Regions from separate parts of the Homo sapiens genome. Here region 1 is linked to region 2. A link is a loop called in an ENCODE intact Hi-C map of the cell type or tissue named here. Cell type or tissue: CD4-positive, alpha-beta T cell. All regions are shown on one strand. Each heading gives the region's core, and the rest is flanking DNA. Links, peaks and the distances in the headings are about the cores only.

What was found. A loop is a pair of places that touch in the nucleus more often than their neighbours do. Peaks named below come from ENCODE experiments on the same cell type or tissue, not always from the same donor. Only the 100,000 strongest peaks of a DNase experiment are listed, where the experiment ranks them.
Region 1: it touches region 2 in a loop (4-fold over the local background); 2 of 110 quality-filtered maps call a loop at or near these places.

Annotation. Positions count from the first base shown.
Region 1 is chr7:116,230,121-116,241,239 of GRCh38, forward strand. It overlaps TES (testin LIM domain protein), which reads left to right. Exons shown (of 7, transcript NM_015641.4): 2 at 4,414-4,499. It overlaps LOC124901730 (a long non-coding RNA gene), which reads right to left. Exons shown (of 4, transcript XR_007060485.1): 3 at 8,895-9,129; 4 at 5,748-8,156. Among named protein-coding and RNA genes, the nearest start is that of TES, 25 kb to the left of the region's middle. RefSeq lists enhancers at 496-565, 636-715. In CD4-positive, alpha-beta T cell, for the core only: CTCF peaks have their summits at 6,119 (motif pointing left) and 6,320; a DNase peak (open chromatin) is centred at 6,091; H3K27ac peaks cover 401 bases.
Region 2 is chr7:117,121,079-117,132,197 of GRCh38, forward strand. It overlaps ST7 (suppression of tumorigenicity 7), which reads left to right. Exons shown (of 16, transcript NM_001369598.1): 4 at 8,715-8,769; 5 at 9,413-9,528; 6 at 10,807-10,882. All of the region lies in intron 2 of ST7-AS2 (ST7 antisense RNA 2), which reads right to left. Among named protein-coding and RNA genes, the nearest start is that of ST7-AS2, 19 kb to the right of the region's middle. In CD4-positive, alpha-beta T cell, for the core only: CTCF peaks have their summits at 6,695 (motif pointing left) and 6,894; DNase peaks (open chromatin) are centred at 3,783 and 6,693.

The DNA.
Region 1 (11,119 bases), core at 1,516-9,515, 890 kb before region 2:
TGTCATTTTTGTTTGTGTTTGGTGTGTGTGTTTGTTTTTAATTAGGACTGCTTCCATTGGGTTATAGTAGGAGAAAGTGTATCATATTGCCGTGACCCATTCCACTCTCTTTCACTTACTTGCTCTCTGTCTGTGATGTTTAAAAGTTCCCTCACACTTAGGTCTGAGCATGTGGGGAAAATGAAAGTGTTTGTGTTTGGAAAGGTAGAGGGGCACTTTTTCCAGGCAGTCACAAATCTAACTGGAAAGAGTCCATAAAGAGATTAAGTTGGCCTTCCAGGCAGGTCCCAAGGGCAAAAGAACCCTGGAACAATACTTTCTGGGTTTTCCAGAGCGGCCTACAGAGCCAATTTCTCAAGTTACTGCTTTTCCCAAGGCCTGGTCTCCTGGTCCCTGTGAGGGCTTCCTGAGCTTCTGCTAGCAGAGCTTGAGAGGTGCTCTTGCTCCTCACCCTCCCCTGTTGCCCTGTGGCTTTCCTCTTTACCAGTCTCTCCTGTCTCTGAGGATGTCATCCTCTGTTAAGCTGGTAGCCTAAGACATGGCATTGAATGCTTCAAGAGGTTTAGTTTCTTCCTTGGGAAAATGAAAAGGAAAACAAAACAAAGTACTCCGCCTGCTACAAGGCCAGCCCTGTCACTCTGAAAGTGCTTTACAATTTTTTGGCTCTTCCTTTGCCCTCTTCTGCCACAGGCCTTGTGTATGGTGTTTCCTCTGCCCTGAATGCACTTCTCTGAGCCAAATTAGATACTGCTCAGCCTTTCCATTGTAATTCATGCACCTCTCCTTCAGCGAAGCTTCCCCAGCCTTCCTTATTTATCTTGTCTTCCTTTTTAAAGCTCTCAGAAAGTCATCTACACTTAGAGATGGTGCAAGAGTGTTTCTGGAAAAGAAAGTTCTTTTCTTTGGGGCAGAAATTAGCTAGTGACTCTTTGGAAGACAAGAGCTCCCATTTGACACGCTAGTCCTCTGCCCCAAAAGAACAGTAGAGCAGGAGCCAGATGCTGAGTTTTAGGTCTGGTTTGCTATTGAGTAGCTGTGCAACCAGGAGCAAATTATCCCTCCTCTCTGGATTCTATTTTCCTGATCTCTTACATGAGGGAGATGCCTAGTCCTGTCCAGAATAAGAATATGTGGGAGACTTTAAAAGAGCAGCAGTTCATGAAATACCACCAGCTCTAGTAATTCTAATAAATAAAATGATAGCTATTTTAAGAATATATTGATGAAAAGTGTCAAACTCTGTAAAAGTATTTGAAGATCTTATTCTGAGCCAAATATGAGTGATCAATGGCCTATGACACAGCCCTGAGGAGACTCTGAGAACATGTGCCCAAGGTGGTCAGGCTACAACTTGGTTTTATACATATTACAGACATCCGTCAATACATGAAAGATGTACATTGCTTCAGTCTGGAAAGACAGGACCACTGGAGGTGGGGGGCGGTCCTTCCAGGTCATGGGCAGATTCACAGATTTTCTGATTGGTGATTAGTTGAAAGCCTTATTATCTAAAGACCTGAAATCCAAAAAAAGGAATGTCTGGGTTATGATAAGGGGGCTTGTAAGGACCAAGGTTTTATCATGTAGATGAAGCCTCCTGGTAGCAGGTGTCAGAGAGAATAGATTGTCAATGTTTCTTATCAGAGTCTGTTCTGTCAGTCTTAGGTCTCTGTGTTTCTGCTAATGCTGGTCAGCTGTGAAGCAGCGCCCACCCACCCCCAGCTCCCCATTTCCTATCATGGCCTGAACTAGTTTTTCAGGCTCACTTTGGAATGACCTTGGCCAAGAGGTGGGGTCCATTCAGATGCTTCATGGGTTTATAATTTTATTTTTGATTTACAAAGATAAAAAGTTGGTAGGAGAAAACAACTTGCCCCTTTGCAAAGTTGACTTTGTAAGTCAGTAGCGAGCTACTCCAAAGCCTTAGTGTAAAAACTGCTGACTCATGGAGGTTCTAGTTACATTTGCTGAACTTTCAAGTTGGATTCAGAAATAGTGAATGAGATGGTATTGTTCCAGGATGTTTGCAGTCTTTTATAAGCCCAGTGTTGTTCAGACCAGGCAATTCCAATCTGAAGGCATGCAAGAATTTAAGTGGCCATTTAATTTAGAGGCAGAAGCATATTTCTAGATATTATCTGTCCACAAATATCAGGATTTTATACACACATGTAAGTTTGTATGTGTATGTGCAAGTTCTTTGTCATGAGGTAAAATTTATTCCATGTTGTGAATTATATAAAAGAGAGTTTAAAAGCCTCTGATTTAAGCTAAGCTATGTGATTAAGCCTTAATAATGTAATCAAAATTTTCATTTGGGATTAGAGTTTATTTAGCAGGAGATGCATGAACATAGTATGAATCATATCCATACTCCAGGCACATTCAGAACTAACTCTTCTGTAATGGAAAATTAGAAAGGGCCTGAAAAAGAAAACTTTTTTGGATTTGCTTTTCATTTTACTATGGATATTGTAATGGAGAAAACATGTAACTATGCTTATTACACAAGACCAGAAAAGTTTCCCTCTGTCTTTTGTTTAACCTACATTATTTCCATACTGTGTGAACTGTGATCATCAGTGACAAGGAAACAATTTAATTGCTTTAAAAAAAAGCTTAGTGTTGACACTAAATATACAATTTAAAGACTTTCATTTCTTTTGAAAATTGGTAATATGGACATGGCAAAGATGATAAAGCTTAGCTAATGCTGGACAGTTGTTTATTCTTTAGAGAGTATACTTTATATGGTCTAACTTAAAAGTATTGTGGGTTTTCCTAAGCAACTGTGTGGACCAGTTGGGTTTGAATATGGCCTTAATTATGGAAAAAGGATGTGGTCATTTTCTTTAGGACAAAAGGAAAGGCTTCACTTAAACTTCAGGACATGTCAGACTGATCTTTCAAGGAACCAGTTACAATGTGGTTTTGATTGCATAGTGACAAACACAGCTTGGTAAAGTTACAAAAGAGGGCCATTGAAAAATACCTATTACTTGTCCAGCTTGAACTGCTACTCTAGGCACTAACCAGTAACTAATTCCTCATGGTCACTGATGTGATATTTAAAACACAGAGTAATCTGATTACTGGTGGTTTGCCACTGTACTGATGTAAGGCTGGCTACTCTTTTTTTTCCAATATCAGTCGTTGGGTAAAAGAGCTTAATTACAACCTTGTGTCCTTCTGCCATCTGCACCCCACTCCTTCCACTTATTAGGCCATGTCTCAGCAAGTTCTCAAAGACTATTGTTTAATATGGTAAAGAAGAAAAGGGTTTGCTATAGCAAGGGTGATAATACAGCTCTCCACTCCTTGCCTCCCTACAACTTCAGGCAGAAGAGCACAGGCCTTGGAGTCAGAAAGACTTGAACTCAAATCTCTACCATTTATTAACATTTTGATCTTAAGCAAGTTTCATAGTCTCTGAGTTTCAGCAAAAACATTTCAAAAATGGCAAATCATATTGCCTACTTTGTAAGCATTTTATATAGTTCTGTAAGATTTTAATGAGATATAAGTAAAGTACTTACCTCTATTCCTTGTGTCTTAGTCTATTCCTGCTGCCATAACAAAATACCTTAGACTGGGTAATTTATAAATAATAGAAATTTATTTGTCAAGTTCTGGAGGCTGGGAAGTTCAAAATCAAGGCACTGGCAGACTCAGTGTCTAGTGTGGGCTTGCTTTCTGCTTCCAAGATGGCACCTTGTTGCTGCATCTTCACATGGAGGAAGGTTCAGAAGAGATGGAAGAGAGGAACTCACTCCCTCAGGGGCTAATCCCATCAATGAGGGTGGAGCCCTCATTGCTAACTGCCTAATCATTTCATAAAGGCCCAGCTTCTTAATATTGGTACATTGGGGATTAAGTTGCAACATGAATTTTGGAGGAGCACGGACATTAAAGCCATAGCACTGGCATTCAATAAGTGTATATTGTAGCTATTATAATAATATTTATCATAATAAAAATAATATTTCAGTTGTAATTCCTAAAATCTTTAATTCCTTGTTTGATGTAAAATATGTTATTCAGGATGAGACTTGCTTTTTAAGGTATAGTTTTCTGAGTGTTGTACCTATTGTGCTATGGGGCTGTACTATGGGGCAAGTAGTGGCCAAAGACATAAATTCATGAGTTTTTGTTATTTGCAATATTTGTAGTTTTCTATACAGTTATATTCTGATGCTTTTCTTTTCATGATAAAAAGCAATCAGAATATAAAATATGTTATGTATGTACTTGGAACTGCCATGTACATACCTGGGTATCATCATTGACTAAATATAAGATTTGTTTGAAAGTTATCTCAACACAAGTGGTAAGTGGAATTAAAAGTGCAATTTATTGAATTTTTAGATTTGTAAAGAATCTAATAACAGATTCATGATGTTTTCTTTTTAACAGATGGGCTTAGGTCACGAGCAAGGATTTGGAGCCCCTTGTTTAAAATGCAAAGAAAAATGTGAAGGATTCGAACTGCACTTCTGGAGGTATTGTTTTGAAAACTGCAACCACATTAGTAATTTATACTTTTTGCAATACTTCCTCAGACAGTGGAGATATCTTCGAGTTCTCCAGCATGGTTGCTAAGTTGCAGACCTGTTACTGTCTTTTCTGAGAAATGAATACAACATAAAAAGTGTTCTGTCTTACTGTCATTAAGTTTGACTTAGTGAATTGGACCATAATAACTATTTAGAGTTGTTGGATTTGCTTGCTGTCTTTAAGATTTCCTTCGAGCCTGAAATACTGAATATATCATCTTTCTGGTGGTAAATAAGTTTGTGGTAATCCTCCAGGACTGTTTAATAATTTATTTGTTACTTTTTTTTTGAGACGAAGTCTCATTCTGTCACCTAGACTGGAGTGCAGTGGTGTGATCTCAGCTCACTGCAACCTCCGCTTCCTGGTTCAAGCGATTCTCTTGCCTTAGCCTCCTGAATAGCTGAGATTACAGGCTTGTGCCACGACACCTGGCTAATTTTTCTTTTTTGTATTCTTAGTAGAGATGGGGTTTCGCCATGTTGGCAAGGCTGGTCTCAAACTCCTGACCTCAAGTGATCAGCCCACCTCAACCTCCCAAAGTGCTGGGATTACAGGCGTGAGCCACCATGCCTGGCCCTGTTTAATAATTTAATTATTCTCTTCTTAAAAATTGGTAACTTTACATCTCATGTCTACATTTTCCGTAAACAAATATGAATACTGAATCAAGCATGTATATGTTAGTTATCAGGAAATGAAGTTGAATTTAGATCTCTTTAAAATTTTTAGCTGTAAAGTTACTAGTGAAAAACCATTGAAACACTTGAATTTTTTTAAGAAAAAAATTAATTGTAGTGTCTTGGTTTGAATGAAGTGCATATATACACAAGACAATGTTAGTGAGTCAAAAATGTGAATTTTCTATAGATCTTATCTTTAGGTTGTTTTGAAAGTACTACTGCATATCATATAAATCTAAAATCAGTATTTGAAACCTGTGCTTATGAATGACTGTCAAGTCCATAGTGGTAATTCACAAGTCTGCTCAAAGTTAGAATTAGCAGGAAAAAAAAATAAAGATAACTATACAGTTTTAGGATGGCAGCTACCTTGTTAGGATGACTCTCATTTGAGAAACACTTCTGTACTACAGATTTCCACAGGAAACCGTTTAGAATACTTTCATCAGCTCTTGGAGATGTGTACAGTGTAAATTAAAGGAGAATATAAACAAATAAAATTTTAGACATTAATCTCTTTTAAAAACTAGTTTATTGAATCAGTTTTCAGAAACAAAGATAATTGTTTAAAATAGGAAAGTCAGTAGAAACCTGCTAGAACTGATACAGTTCTTCAGTTTTGATACAATTCTTCAGTTTTAGGGAGCTAAAGTTTTCCAGAATTTTTTTTTACAAGACTTAAGCAGCTCTCCCTTGTGCTGTCTCTTCAAGGGACATAGAAGTGGCAGTATGTCTCTCATGTTTTAAAAAGGTAAAGTGACTTAACACAAAATAGTTTTCATGAATTAGAACATCTCTGCTCTTAATGCTCACACTATTTTCTATTGGGCCTATTAGTTAACTTTACAGAAGGCTGCACTGCCCTCTCCTGGGCATAGTTTTTACCTTACAATCTTATAATACATAAAATCCAAAATCCAAAATGCTCCAAAACCAAAACTTCTTGAGTGTCAACACGATGCCACAAGTGGAAAATTTCACATACCTGACCGTGTGACAGGTTGCATTCAAAAATGCATTCAAACCTTTGTGTCTTGTACAAAATTATTTAAAATATGTATAAAATTACCATCAGCTTATGTACATAAGCTGTATATGAAACAGAAATTAATTTTATGTTTAAACTTGGGCCCTATCCCCAAGATATCTCATTGTTTATGCAGATATTCCAAAATTTAAAAAAAATTTGAAATCTGATACACTTCTGTTTTATTTTACTTGTGAAACATTTTGGGTAAGAGATACTTAACCTGCATTCTTTTTAGTTCTGCTATGCAGTTGCCAAAAACCGCTCGTGAGATTTTAAAGCTCATTCCTAAGAGATATCATCTTTTCTCTAAAGCAAGTTAGTCATTTTTGTTATGTCTATATTAATCATTTTAATCGATATTTTCAGATGAAAATATATCCGACAAGAGCAGATCTCCATGGCATGAAAATAACCTTTTACATTTCAATTTATCACACAGACTCATTTAATCAACTGGGTGTAGTCTGAAAATCTAAGAGCCATAATAGTCTAGGACTTTGCATATGGCCTGTCATTCAGCTGGGGTTGATAACAGTCCACCCCATTGGTATTTCTTAGTAGTTCTGACATCTTCCTGGCATGGGTCCAGTCACATTTCTCTCAGAATTCTTGATAATTCCCTGACTTTTTCACCATAGCTAAAAGAGCTGAAGCAGGTGCCTTTGACCTCCCTATGTAGCCTCTTTCAGTACAGTCTTTGAAGTAAAATATTCTAGACTAGTTGTCCTGAGTGTAACAAAGATTCCAGGTCTAGTCTAGGGCCACAGAACTTATGTGGGTGAAGTAGACATGGGATCCCATGACCCTGCCCACTTAGCCTCCTCCTCCAGCTTCATGGTGATCCTTGACTTAGGACCCTGAGGGCTCCATCGGGCACATTTCAAAAATCAGAGTTAAATTATTCTCTACCTCTTTATTAGTCTGGCCTCTCACACAATCACAAGAATGGTCTTTTGAACATGGATACTATTACATACTTCAGATGACTTAAGAACCCTCAGTAGTTTCCCACTGGACTTCTTTTAGGCAAATTTCTTGGCCTTTGACATTAAACCCTAACATCTGGCCTCTGCTTGCTTTTCCAGCCTCTTCCACTTCCCTTCCAAGCACTCTATGATCCAAGTGCTTGATACATACTATTCCCTGAAATTTTGTGCCTTATTGCATGGTGTTCTCTGCCTGGAAAACCCTACCTCCCACCACTAGGAAACAAAAAGTCTCAGCTCAAGAAATACCTCTGAGAAGTCTTCCCTGCCCATGTATGTCTTTTCAGGCTGCCATAACAAAATATCACATACCTGGTAGTTTAAACAGAAATGTACTTTCTTCCAGTTCTAGAGGCTGGAAAGTTCGAGATCAGGTGCCAACATGGTTGAGTTCTGGTGAGGTCTCTCTTCCTGGCTTACAGACGGCTGCCTTCTCACCACGTGCTCACATGGCCTTTCCTTGGTGTGTGTGGGTGTGTGTGTGTGTGTCTGGAGAGGAAGAGATCTCTCTCCCTTTTCTTATAAGGTCACCTATTCCAATGGATTGTGACGTTCACCTTGTGACATCTTTTAACTTTACTTCTTAAAAGCCCCTGCTCCAAATACAGTCACATTAGGAGTTTGAGCTTCAGCATATGACTTTGAGGAAACACAGTTCAGCCCACAGCACCCCCTTCCCCTGCTTCCACATACCCCCAAGTTGTTAGGAATCATTTTCCTTTTTATCACCTTGTATACTTACAGAAAGCCAGGAGATAAATACCCAGACCTCATTCTTCATCACTCTGATTTTCTGCTGGCACCTCCCATTGTCCCATTGCCAGTGACAAGGGATCCCACAGGTGTAGTCCTTAAGGATCAGCCTTCTGGGAAATAGCACAGAGTACTGAGGCATGGAGAATGAATCTGGAGAGGTGAATGGAAGATGCCGGATCAAGGTGTATCACCATAGTTGCAGGAGACTAAAAATTAATTATTAGGAATTTAGAGTGAACTTGTAACTTAACTAGTCTAACCTCATTTTACAGATCAAAGACCTAAACCAAAGGAAGTTAAAATGACTTGTTTGAGCCCATGAGTTATTAATAATATAATTTGTGAATGATTTCTATGTGTCACACACCAGTAAGCACTTGTAATAATTTTCTACTGCTGCATAACAAATTACTACAAACTTTGCAAGTTAAAGCAACAACTGTTAACTCAACATCCATCATTATTATTATTATTATTATTATTATTATTTTTGAGATGGGGTTTCACCCTTGTTGCCCAGGCTGGAGTGCAATGGTGCGATCTCGGCTCACTGCAACCTCTGCCTCCTAGGTTCAAGTGATTCTCCTGCCTGCCTCCCGAGTATCTGGGATTACAGGCGCCCGCCACCACGCCCAGCTAATTTTTTCTATTTTTAGTAGAGACGGGGTTTCACCATGTTGGCCAGGCTGGTCTCAAACCCCTGACCTCAGCAGATCCACCAGCCTCAGCCTCCCAAAGTGCTGGGATTACAGACATGAGCCACTGTGCCCAGCCAACATCCATTATTTTTCAGGTTAGAAGTCTGGGATAGGGGAGCTGGCTTAGCTGTCTATGCTTAGCACCTCAAAAAGCTGAAATGAAGGTGTTGGCCAGGCTAAAAGTACTCACCTTTAAGTGCGAGGGAAGAATCTGCTTTCAAGCTCATTCTTGTTGGTAGAATCTATTTTCTGTGGTTGGAGAACCAAGGTCCCTGTTTCCTTGTTGGCTGTCAGCTGGGGGCTGGCTACTCTCAGCTTCTAGAAACCAGTCACATTCATTGAGGTACAATGCCTTCCATCTTCAAAGCCAGCACCACTGCTTAGAATCCTTCCTGCACCTCACATGCCTCCAACTTCCTCTTCTGCTGCGAGCCAGAGAAAATTCATTGCTTTTTAAGGGCTCACATGATTAGAGTAGGCACGCCTGGAAAATCTCCCATTTGCCATATAAAAGTAACATAATCATGAAAGTAACACCAGGGGACAGAAGTCATAGGGGCCATGTTAACATTCTGCTTACCACAGCACTGTATGTACCTGATTGTACCTAATCCTCCTAATATTTATTTTATTATGTATGAGAAATCAAAGACGTAGGAAAGTTAAATAACTTACTAAAGTTATGGCTTATAGATGGCAGAGCTGAATTTGAACTCAGAGTTTTCCAAAACCTTTCTCCATGGCAGAGTAGATATTAGAATGCACATTTTTCACTCTCAGGGCCAGTGAACTTTGAACTGCACCAGGCTGTCGCCTCTGAAGTGTGATTGTTGTGACACAGACATCCTTGTGGACAAAGGTGTACTTTTACTGTGAGCTCTCTCCTTTTTCAGTGTGCCCATGATTACAACAGTAGAGGAAAATAAAAGGTTCAGGAAGCCTAATAATGACCCAATAAGAAACACTATCTGCTGGGAATGCTTTCAAGTAATATATAGAGATAAAGAGTGTTTATTGAAATGTATGACACAGACCCAAGGTTTCCAGGAGTTTATAGCCAGTTATTTCACATTGAAGGTATAATTAATATAATTGCAACCATGTCATTTATCATATTAAGTAACAGAATTATTGTTTTGCTTTACCTTTGTTAAAGTCTCCTAATAAAACAGTTGCATTTTATTAAAAATGCGTTACTTGATTATAACATACATCTGTTCAGAATTTCTGATTGATTTAGAGCTGGGTGAAAACTAAAAATTCCCTACCATAAATGGATTAATACTTGTGTTGAATTCTGTCACAGAGGCCCACACTTAAATCCATATATGTATATCCCTGTTACAAAAGGGCAGCTTCCAACCCTTTTAAATTATGGTTTGTAGCAATGCCATGGCCGTGCTTTTAAATCACTGTGAATGCTGGCAGCATGTCAAAGCACTCTAGTTTCTACTGCTTGCCTTGGAAAAATAGTAAGTTTTACAAATAGTGATACAAAAAAATTTCTTTTGGGAGAATAAAGGATAGTTTCTTGATTTTTTTCAGCTTGAAAATGTAAATATGTTTATTTGTCTGAGGCAATACTTTTGGTAGTTTTGTTCTTGCATTCGCTCTCCCAGGCTCGCTCTTTCTCTCTCTCTCACTCCTTCCCTCCCCCTCGCTCCTCCCTTTCCTCCATACATATTAATGTTTGCATATATATGTGTTAATGGTGCTAAATTCTTTTTGTACAAACAACTTTTTATACAAATAACCCTCCTCCATCCCCACACCTTAGAGCTTCCCAATCTGCCAATCCACCTTTGCACCTTTTTAAAAGAATCATGAAAAAGACTTTTAAACTAACTTAATTCTGAATCCCCTTCCCTTTTTTTCCCCATAGAACTTTTCTTAACATCCTATGGAGAATCTGGAGAGAGAACTGCTCAATAGGACAGTTTAGAAAATTTAGAGGTTTGAAAACTGTGTTAAATATGGGAACTGATTTATATACTCTCTTAAAACTATCAACTCAGTATAGCACAAATAAATAAACAAGCTGTTTAAATCTATATATATCATCAGAAGTTACTTATGGATCATCTGATGAAAGATAATCCACACACCGTGCAAACAGCCCCTTGCACATGGGTATTGTGCTCACCCATACTCTGTTTGTGTTTTTGTTTTAGGTTTGTATAAAACCACGTTTTTAAAGTTCTTCATTTTCTTAAGGGTAGAATCTGGGTTAGTTTAGGCTGAAATTGAATATGTGATAAACGTCCCACTTATTCTCAGGCCGCTCTTGGATAACAAGATCACAGTGGCATCCTTTTCTTCTCCAATTCCACAACAAGGTTTTTCTTTTAATAAATGTATTGGATTGCTTCCAAATGACTTTGAAAGTTTTTATAGGTATTTCTAAAAGTAAAATGT
Region 2 (11,119 bases), core at 1,780-9,779:
ATGTTCTTTGTCATTCAAAGGCTATAGTGACTCAAGTCAGACAAGAGCACAATTAATCTGTGGGATATTCACAGCACCTGCAAAGTGGTAGCAGTTATCCACCACTGCTCATGCCTGGTGACTGAATGATCAAGATTCCTCATTAGAATAATAAACAGCATTTATTATACTAGCTGGATAAAGTAATGTTTTGCTTTGGTGAGGTCTCTTTTCCTTTCAGAGAGTGGATGAGTTTACAAAGTCTCAGACAATTTTGTTACCTGGCTGAGCAATGCCATCTTTTATATGTGTACCCTTTAGGATAAAATAAATTGTGCCAAGAGGTGTCCAGTACTACTCATAGCTGGCTGGCAGAGTCTATTAAAAGAGTATTGACTTAAAATCTGGAACAAAATTTATGTATACACTAATCCTTGATAATTATAACCTGGTTAGACAGTTATGAAATGTGGATGGGTTATTCTAGAGAGGAAGAAAAAAACCTAATGTGGCTTTTTAAATTTCTTCTTTATCCTTCATGTTTTAGAACTGGTGGCTCTCTCCTTAAAGGGGCAAACTACTTTTCCCAGCTTAGGTCAGGATCTCCTCCTTTGTTTTCCTTAGATTTGTATGTTTTCCTCATGCAACCAGAGCACTTACCACTTTGTCTCCTTCAATAGACAGAGTTTTCCATGGGGATAAGAACTTTGCCTTTAAAAAAATCATATTCTTAAAAACCTATACAAGACCAGGTTCATAAGAAGTACTTAGAAAATGTTTACTGAGGTGACAAAGAGACTGAGCTAGGAAATTCTTCCCACCTGTTTTATAAGAGGAGAAAGTACAGGCCTTGCATGCACTCATGCATTGATTCATTGAGTTTCAAAGAAATAGGATGCTACAAGAAGCTAGAAATAAAGCCGTGCCTTAAAAATTATAATGCAATTTTGTAAGTGTTGCTAAAGGTAAAAATATTAAAGATTAATGGAAGTAGAGAGATAGTGTACAGACTATCAGAGAAGGCTTCCCAGGAGGTGACATTTGATTTGGATAGTGATTTGGATGGATGAATAAGGGAAAAGGGAGACTTGTAGGCAGAGCATCATGAGAAACATGGCATGTTCGAGAAATAAAAATTGGCTTCATGTGACTAGAAAACAGGACATATGGGAAAGGGACTGGATTGTGACAGAAGCCAAAGTTGCCAAGTAGCTCATGCTGTGCTAAGGAATCTGGAACCTGGGCCTTATCTTCAGTGGAATGGGAACCAATGATACTTTTTAAACAGAGGAGTGATGTGATCAGATCTAGTTAGACACAAGGTTCTGCAATTATCATGGAAGAAATGAATTCATTCACTGAGGATAACCTGTGGAAATTCTCACTTTTGTTTGTATTTTTTACTTGGCTAAGACTGAGCTTTTGGATATTATTACTAGTTCAATGATAATATTATCTACCAGTATTCATTTAATATTAACATCTACTAGTATTTACTGAGTGCCTACTATGCATTCTATATTTCCATTCATTTCTTGTATAATAGATAACAGCATTTATTTTCTGGTATCATAACAGTGTTCAAATAGTTATCCTTAGAAAAATGGAAATTAACTTGTCTTAAGTATATTTAGGTCTCCATCTGCCCACTTCTTGACATTTGGGCTTCTGATATTTGGCTGACTCAGCTAAACAAACATGTATGCTAGTTTGGAAGTGCCAGATACCACTGGAATAATACCATTGCTGTTTCTGTTTTTTTGTGGTGATTTTGATTTTTGAATAAGAAAAATACTAAAAGGGTACATTAGGTACATTGTCTGAATTTATCTCTACTTTTAATCACTTTCTATTTCATAGTCTCATTTCAAATGCTAAGTATCAAGAAGGTCCAAAGCTGAGGGTTATCAGTGTATTTTCTTAAACTTGTTTACAAATTCCCATTGCCTTCATAATAATAAAATGACTATTGCCTTAATAACAGAAGGGTGAATCTATTGATTTTCTTGGAGCATCATAAGATGGCCCTTTGCTGAATTGTACATGAAATATAACATGGCTCACAAAGTCTCATGGATGTTGGCAAAGGCAGTGTAATGGTATTTTATTGATTATTTGAGAAAATCATTGAAAAAAGTAAGAATAAAGGGGAAATATCAGTTATAAACATTGTTCTATATGAAAATTCAGTGTAGCTCTTTCCTTAAGGAATAATTTGTTTTGAATAAAAGCTGAAAAACATGGCCTACCTAAGAACGACTTGGGATGGGGGTGGTGGAGTGAGGAGTGAGAAAGGTTGTTATGGTTACAGGCAGATTGTGCATATATTTTTAAACTTCTGGATTTGTACAAAGTGGCCTGAATGCAGACTTGCTCACAATTTGCAGTGATCTTTATCTGCGGGCCAGTGGAGAAATGTAGTTAATTATACAGTTTCTTACTTCAAACTTCAGATTGTTTGGCTGAAGTTAGCATTTGTGTCCATTCCACTGGTTTTGCTTTATTTGGGAGCTAAACTGCTGTTTTCCTCTCAGATATGCAGTTTCTGATAAACCCTGCTGATATATTCTGCCACATCACCATGTTTCTCACTACCATTTCTTAATTCAGCTTAGTTTATGAGCTGATGATAAATAGGCATTTAAAAGGGCCCAGTAACATTCTGAATTTGAGTTTATAGGAACATCTGTTTGATAATTTGCCTTGTTCTCAAATAAGATGCCATAAAGACAAAGGTTTGCAGTGTTTACCTTCTTCAGGATAATGGGAAAAGTGGAGAGTGCTCTGTCACATGAAAAATATCCCTGCCAAAGTCAAGTTTAAATTCTCTGAGATACTTTAATAGCCTCTTGCATAGAATTGGATCTTTAAACAAACTGGATAGTCACTTGGCTTCCTGTCACGAATCATCTCCTTTTAATCTTCATAAGTATATATGTATATTCCAAATTCTAAATAATTTTAATAATTCTATATAAATGTATATATTCTAAATTCTGAATTAAATTTTATTACATGGCCAGAAGCAATTTAAGTGCTGATTAAATTCAGATCATAAAGAAAAACAATGGCGATGTAGAAATTTAGGTAGAGTAAAAAAAATATATTCAAGACCTTCGTCGGTCCCAAATTTTCATAGCACTAGAACAAATAATTTTATCGATAAGAAGCCATTTGGTTCCAATAATAATAACTAACACTCTTAGTGTCTGCTATCAGCTTTATATGATATTGTCTCTTGTAATCCTCACAATAGCCCCAGGAAGCAGATATTATTATTATCTCTCTTTTATAGTTAAGGGAGCTGAGGTATAGCAAGGTGAAGTAATCTGTCCAGGGTCACATGGCGGATAACCTGGGTAGTCTTACTTCACAATCCAAGTTCTTAAGCACTTTAAAAAATTGAATTGACCTTGTCCAGAACCTCTATGAGGTGTATAAACCAAGATTAACATAATTATTAAGCAATTAAAATAATAATTTTAGTAAAATTCTGTACTGCAGTGGATGACATTATTTCTGAAGTGACATTAACCTAACTTACTGTAGGAACAGTTCAGTGGCAGGATTGCCAGTGGTTGACAGCTCGGGCTCTGGGGTCAGACAGATGTGGTCCTAATCTTCTGTGTGTGACCTTGGGCAAGTTGTTTAACTTTGCTATGTCTTAGTATCTTAATCTGCAAACATGGGAATAGCAGTAATGTCTACTGCATAAAGTCATTTCAGCATTAAATGAGGTCATGTGGAAATGTCAGGTCAGAGGACAGCCATTTGGCAGTGTGCCCAGATGAGCTGATTTCTCTACAAATACGACTGTGGAGAATGGCAGTCACTTGGAGGTATGGCTTTGTGGTCAGCCGGGCTTACTCACTAGCTGAGTGACTCTTTATATCCAGGCCATTCAGTGCTTTCATTTCAAATATATCCCTCAGCAAAACTGCAAAATGCTACATGTCAAGGACCTTTCGGGCTGCTCTCTAATAGTCTTAATGAGGGTAAACTCACCAAAATCTAATGGATGTGTTGAAAGTGATTATCTTAGCCAGTGTTTTTCACATCTTTTTAAAATCCTTTGACACTAAAATTTGTGCTCTAGTACAAATTAGGTCTCCAGTTAAATGATGATAATACCTAAAATAGTTTTAGTAGCTAGTGAACACTTACTTAGTAAAGTTATTTCATAATTTCCACATTATTTGGTAGGGTTGGTTGACTTAGGTGAAAAATGACCAATGAGAAGTGCATGACAGATGCTGTTACAGATTTAACCATCTCGACAGTATTCTTGAAGAAAGTGGTACATTATCTTGAATAGGAGGCCAAAATAATGGTCTTAAAATTCACATTTACTTATATCTTTTGTTATTTCATAAAGAATTTGAGATAGTAACATATTTGTTGAATTGAAAGCTACCTACATATTTTTGTGCCTTTACTTCTAATCATTGTTTCAAAATAACATTTTGAAGTTATGAAACAGTTAAAGCTTAATTATTTAAGAATATGGATATTTTTACTAATAATGATTGCTTTAAATTGATCTGAATAATGTAGAGAATTGGGTATTCATTTCTGAGATATCAAAGCTAATAAACATATGCACAATCACTTGTCAGAAATTGACTGGCTTGGGGTTAATTTTATAATACAAGCCAATGAAACTTTAGCTAGCACCCTTTTCTGTTGTACTTTGAAACTAAAGTGTTTAAAAGTGTTAAAAAGTTCCTAATGTTTTTCCAGGGGAGTTTTTAAAAATTGTTTCTTTAGTGAAAAATCTAACTGATGGATTCACAATATTTCCAAAATATGATGTTGCAGGGTTTAACAGGTTTGTTGCATGTAATGGATAAGAGTCGGGCAGTCTGGACACCAGGCCTTAATCTCATTTACCATAGACCTTAGGGAAATTAGCTTTTCTGTACTTTTTACTTATGTAAAAAGGGTGTAATATATACCCCTAACTAATGTATGTAAGGAATGTAGATAAATCGAGCTTTAAGCCCCTTTACAGAAAGGATCCATGAAAATCAAGCTCATAGCAACAACAAAAGTTGCTGCTACTACTGTTTGTAATAACATTGTCATGCTTATCCATACTTTAGATTCTGGGAAGATGTGGTAACTTTTTAGTATAAGAAACCCTTCTGGGCCTTGAATTAGCAATTTATAATTTTTGAAGTCCCCATGACTAGGGATTTTCTATCTTTTTTTTAATTTTAGAAAAAAGTTTTCAGAGTTAAATTGGGTGTAGAATAATATTTTCTTTCTGTGTGATTAAAAGCTCTGTGACTATAGAGCCTTTTTTTTGTTTGTTTTATGAGAATTGAGTTCTCTTCTCTTGAGTATTGTGACAAAGGGAAAAGTCTGTGGTTCTCTCAGAATATTTATTCCCTCTGTAGAGCTTCTTCAGGTGGGTGCCAGTTAGTTCAATACCCTTTTCACTTTTCTGCCAAGGCTAAATGTTCCTCTAAGACATAAGCTATTATCTTTTTTTGTAACCCATGGCCTAATTGAGAGATTAATGCATAATTACCCACTCAATACATGTTTAAACCACACAGTCTTATGAGTGATGGGGTGGGCATTGCAGAAGAGTAGAAGAGTATGAAAAGACATGAAATAAATAAGTATGATTGTGATGGAAGGTTTTAGTAGGGAATAGTGAGAGGGAGGGCTGAAAAAAAAGGATTAGAGCTTGCTTTTAGAAGTACTTAGCTGTAGATAGTAAACATTATTCTTTAGGTTCTTTGTCTCTCACAAAGAAGCTTGTAATGATCTCATTATGACAAAGTAGGGAATCTCTTCCGCAGACTTTGGGAACTAAGCAAGTGCTATTCAATATTTGCTGCTGCCCTTTTTCTTGAATTTCATTCTTGCATGTGTGCTAAGGATGGAACATTTCTGTCAGCACTTGTGAGTAGAGACTGCACTGTGAATTGCTGCATATGGAACTATAGAGAGCATGTTTGTTGTATCAAGGGTATATTTTTAACTATATTATTATTGATATTAGCAAGTTCATGATGAAGTCCCAATCAACTTCTAGTGCATCTTGAGGGCATTAAAATTGTTGATGTTAATGGAGAATGGAAAATTCCTTTTTGGAGGTAAAATTTTAAATCTGATTTGAAATAAGGAATTTATTCCTTAAAGGAACACATAAGAAACTCTTACCCTCTAGAGATCTAAGTACTTCCTGACTTAAATCTTCATATTCTAATATGCTTGGCATTTACATCCTTTGTCTCTATCACTAAACCATCACATAGCCTGATATTTATGAGGTATGTTACCTAGAGTGATTCTAGATTGAGTTTTTGCAGACAAGATAAGATTATGGAACAGAGGGACAAAGAAGAAATTAACATAGCTGTGGCCTAATTTTAAAGCACAACTTTGACATGTGCTCATGTGTGACCTCTAGGTTGCTTGTTTCTTAAAATAAAAATATACCTGTCTTGCACCTTCAATTTAAAGGGCATAACTAATGAAGACATTTCTTAGATACTTCTTCATTACATGTTTTATTCTCACTTAGAACAGTTTACATCTGTTACAATTACTTAGATCCTTTTTTCTAAGTTTTAGGGATAGTTAAACTGAATGCAGCACACATATATGACACCAATGTTAACACAGATTTCTTTTTAAGCTCAGTTCTCTAATGGAAGTCATAAAAGCAATATTTCACAATGTTTGCTGCACCCCCTGCTGGCTGTATTGTGACACTTCTTAAATAAAGAGCATCTTTAGATACTGCTCAGTGAATACTTTAGGTATATACATGATTTATCTTTGGAGTTATTTTTTGTTTAGAAATAATTTCAATTGCATCTGATATATAATAGAGTCGAAATTTTAATTGAAAACAGTTTTCTTTGTGATTTGTCAATTGATGTTTAAACAGTGTTTATCCTTCCAGGTAGTATGATGATGTATTTGTTGGAGACAAAATATTTGCCCTAGCCTTTTTACTAATATTTCAGATGAGATTCTGTGGAGGAGAAGCATCTCCCCAAATGTCCTTGTTTTATAGTAAATAATTCTACCACGAGGATCCTTATCCATAAATCTATATTCATGTTTATTTTGTGCTAGATACAGATCTTGCAATATTCATGAAGCTTTAAGAAGAGCACTTTGAATCTTAAAAGAGATTCTCTGAGCAGGGGTTGGCAGTGGTGAGGTCCAGGTAGTTATAATAGCCATAAGAGCAGGGATTATGGTTATTGAGCTCACCAGTGTGTTTCAAGCCATGATCTGGAGTCAAGGTGTTAGTGATTCCTCTAAGGGGAGAAAAAATAATTACAGGAAGCATAATTTTGTAGTTAATGCCATATGAAGTGACAGCCATCAAATCTCAGTTTCACAAGAACAAAATTCAGAGATGCTAAATTAAGTGGACAAAGATCATTTTCTAAATGGCAAGTTAAGCTAAGTGACAAAAAATTTAGGGCCATTATTTATAAATATTGTGTAAATTTTAAGTGGGATCCTGCCCTAATTTAGAAATAAGTACATCTTCTTTAAATGAAAACACGTATTCCTGTTATGTGTATATCCTTTACTATTTTAACAAATATTTGTTGAGATTACACACATGTTCCCAGAGTGCTTTGTGTTCTCCATTATCACACTGTGTTGAAATTGATGGTTTACTTATTTCCTCCAGTGGGTGCTCAAATTAATGCTCAGTGGATGGATGGATGTTGAATGTACAGGACTGAGGGTAGGATCCTAATGAATCACCACGTGGCCTTCAATGTCCTTTGGATTTCTGCAATAATTGCTCACTTTTTTGTACATATGTTGTTGGATGTGGTTTTTGCTGGTTGCACACGCACATAGATGTTTTGAATACTATTAACTGATTTTTTTATAATAAAATCTTATTCATCCAAAATCTAGTATTCTGAATCAGTAGAAAGTCTTAATCATAGACTGTTTTAAAAGAATTGTAGTTTATTAGTCATATGCTTACCATTATAACACAGTCTTAAAGTTAATGCTTGGCTTTTCTAAGTTAAAGTCCTTTTGTTCTAAATTTCTGTGGTCCTGGTATAATAAAGAGGTATGACCTATTAGGATGTGCTAACATGATGATATTAGTATGATGATTAGTATATGTATCTGTGCAAGTAAATGATATTAAAATGCTTTGAGACAATTTCTTTTAATTGCATTTCTTCCTACAATATGGTAATCTTATTAATTTTCTTATTCCTTTCCTGTAAGGCAAAAGCAAACTGGTAAATTATCATAAAATCACTGTTAGCATGAACCCAAATTAAGACTATAAGGCTGTTTGCATATTATACTCTATAGTTTGTCTTGTCATGTACAACGTTATTATGAGGTATGTTTTAGACTGACAGAAAATAGTTTTACTTCTGCCTATACTTTTATCTATAAGGTTTTAGAAGTAAATTCATAGAATCAGTTTGGACCTCTTGAAATAATTTTAGGAGTTATGAACTAGCTGATTTTGGCATGCATCTTGATTTGGCAAGTGAGGAAACTCAGGCCCAGAGAGATTAGGCAAAACTTTCCAAAGTCCCGGAGCCTGAGCCACATTTTGTGATTAACCACCCAGAGTTTTTCCACATTGCTTCCCATGTAAAGGGTAGTGAATAGAATTATCTTATCAAATGGCAGGAAGGGTGTTTTGCTGAATTAATTAGCTTGTAGTGTCACTGAACTTACGCGTAACATTTTCATATTTCTCTTTGTTGCAGAATGCAAAGTATGGCGAAATCCACTAAATTTATTTAGGGGTGCTGAATACAATCGGTAAGCATTTTGACAGCTTGGGAAACAAATGGGTCTGGTTCAGAGAGCAAAGACAGCAGCAAATGTTTTTGCTGGTTCATTTAGGGGTCATTGTAACAGTCTATGTAGTGCGTCCATTTTTTAATACTATCTTCAAATGTTTTGATTTTTCTGTTTTATAAATATTTTAGCACTAGATTTGGGATAATGTACAAAAATGTGTAGTTTTTAGAGTTTTTGTATTAACAGTTATTCTTTTCAATATATACTATACATTGAAAACATTTTGAAGCTTACCTGGAATATGGTTATAGAGATGTCGCAGAAGTTATGTTGGAATTTAGTTTAGCAAAGTAATTAGGCAAATTAGAATTTTCATAGCTTTAGGAAAGTGTCTATTCATAATATGAATTAGGGAAGGTTTTCATTAGCAAGGGCTAGTAAATTTTAAGACAAAAACACAGGAGAAAATGTTTATTTCTTTTGACTGATATAATTCCTGAAGGGAGAATAAGATGATTTTTAAAAATTTTTTTTATTCATTAGCAAAGCTATTTTAGTATTCAGTTAATGGTCTATATTTCAACGCCTCTGCAGCTTAATATTTTATAGGTCTTGCTTTTCTCTCTCAAAAGTGTCTAATCATCTTATTTCTCCTTTGCAGGTATACTTGGGTGACAGGACGAGAGCCTCTTACTTACTATGACATGAATCTCTCTGCCCAAGACCACCAGACATTCTTTACTTGTGACTCGGACCATCTGCGTCCCGCAGATGCAAGTATGAAAAATCCATACATCCTTCTGAATGGGAGGGCTTTTTGGCTTAAGTGTCAAGATTTCTGCTTTTAGAATATCCACTCTGTAAAACTCCAATGAATAAAATATTAAATTGTTGATTGACTAATAAGAACCCAGAACTCTGATAATTAAGTAAACCTTTATCACAATGAAGTATTTATGTTGAAATGAGTCCCCTCATAATAATTTGAATCATGATTTTTAAAAATATATCGAAGTTGGTTTTATATATTTTAAAGAAATATGAATCTTATATGAAGCTAATGAAGTTCTTGGTTGAGTTAGCATGAAGGCCTTATCTCCTTTATGATATTCAAAGTAGAAATTGGAATTTACTGGATTCAGATGATTAATGAATATATTTTAGTGACTTTTATTTGCCTATTTATAGGTTAACTAGCATCGAATGGGGTCATGGCCTTGGCTATTGGAGTCTAGATGTGTGTTCCATCTGAGAAAATACTTTGTTTAGTGTGTATTTTACATTACTTGAGTTTCAGATAATTCAACTGAAATTTTTTGTTATAAAATTTATTCAAAGTAAATAGGTGAAAAAATGTTTTTGAAAGGGAACCTCTACACACTCTAAAATAATTTATAAAATACAAATTTATAAAATAAATAAGGAGATTGTTACTCCTTTGTAAAATGGTACTCTTTGCTATGGTAGAAACATCATGGTACAGTAAATATTCCCATTGAGCTTCCCACCATATGTTCAGAAACTGCTCTGATGTATAAAAGCTAGGTTTGCAGGTAAATTTGGGATATAAGTACACATGTTAAGCAAAAGCTTAAGCATTTTTTACTGACCCACGCATAATTCTTGAAATGGTTTCAGAATGTTCTAACACCAAGAGTCTGTGTTAAGTGCTTCGGAAAATGACCAATTATGTTGTATCTAAGTGAATGAAAAGGTTGGTAGCAATGTCATCTCAAAATGCATAAAATATATTCTCCAAGAACAAATGACATTAATGTGCAAAAGACACGCAAAATCTCTGTTAGAGTGCCTTTTCTTGATTTCCTTAGCCTGTAGTTTTGTGAGCACAAAAAAGGTTTGCTATCAGCAGTTGAAATACTGTGGAATAGCACATTAATACACTAATATGACTTTGGAGATTTTGGCCAACCCTCTTAGCAATGAAATATGTTCTTGTAATTTAAGCTGACACTCCTAATTTAGCTCTTGTCCTCTACTGAGTCTACCTAATTATATGTATGGATTGACTTGGTGTTTTCTCTTTTTCTTAAATAGTAATGCAGAAAGCCTGGAGAGAGAGAAACCCCCAAGCTAGGATTTCTGCAGCTCATGAAGCCTTGGAGATAAATGAGTAAGTGGGGGAAAATCTTGCTGTTAAAAAGGAAATCTCATCCTTTGCTGAATATATTCAGTTGCCATTGATAGGATACTTAAATTAAACTGCATTTGAACTGGAGGATTATTTGGGGAGTTATTACTCTATTTAAAAAAGTTTTTTTTTTAAATGAAGGACAGCCACCATGTGGAGGTGGTTTTAGTCATTTTATGAATTCAATGGCTTTGCTGTGATCCTAAATTAATTTCTTGA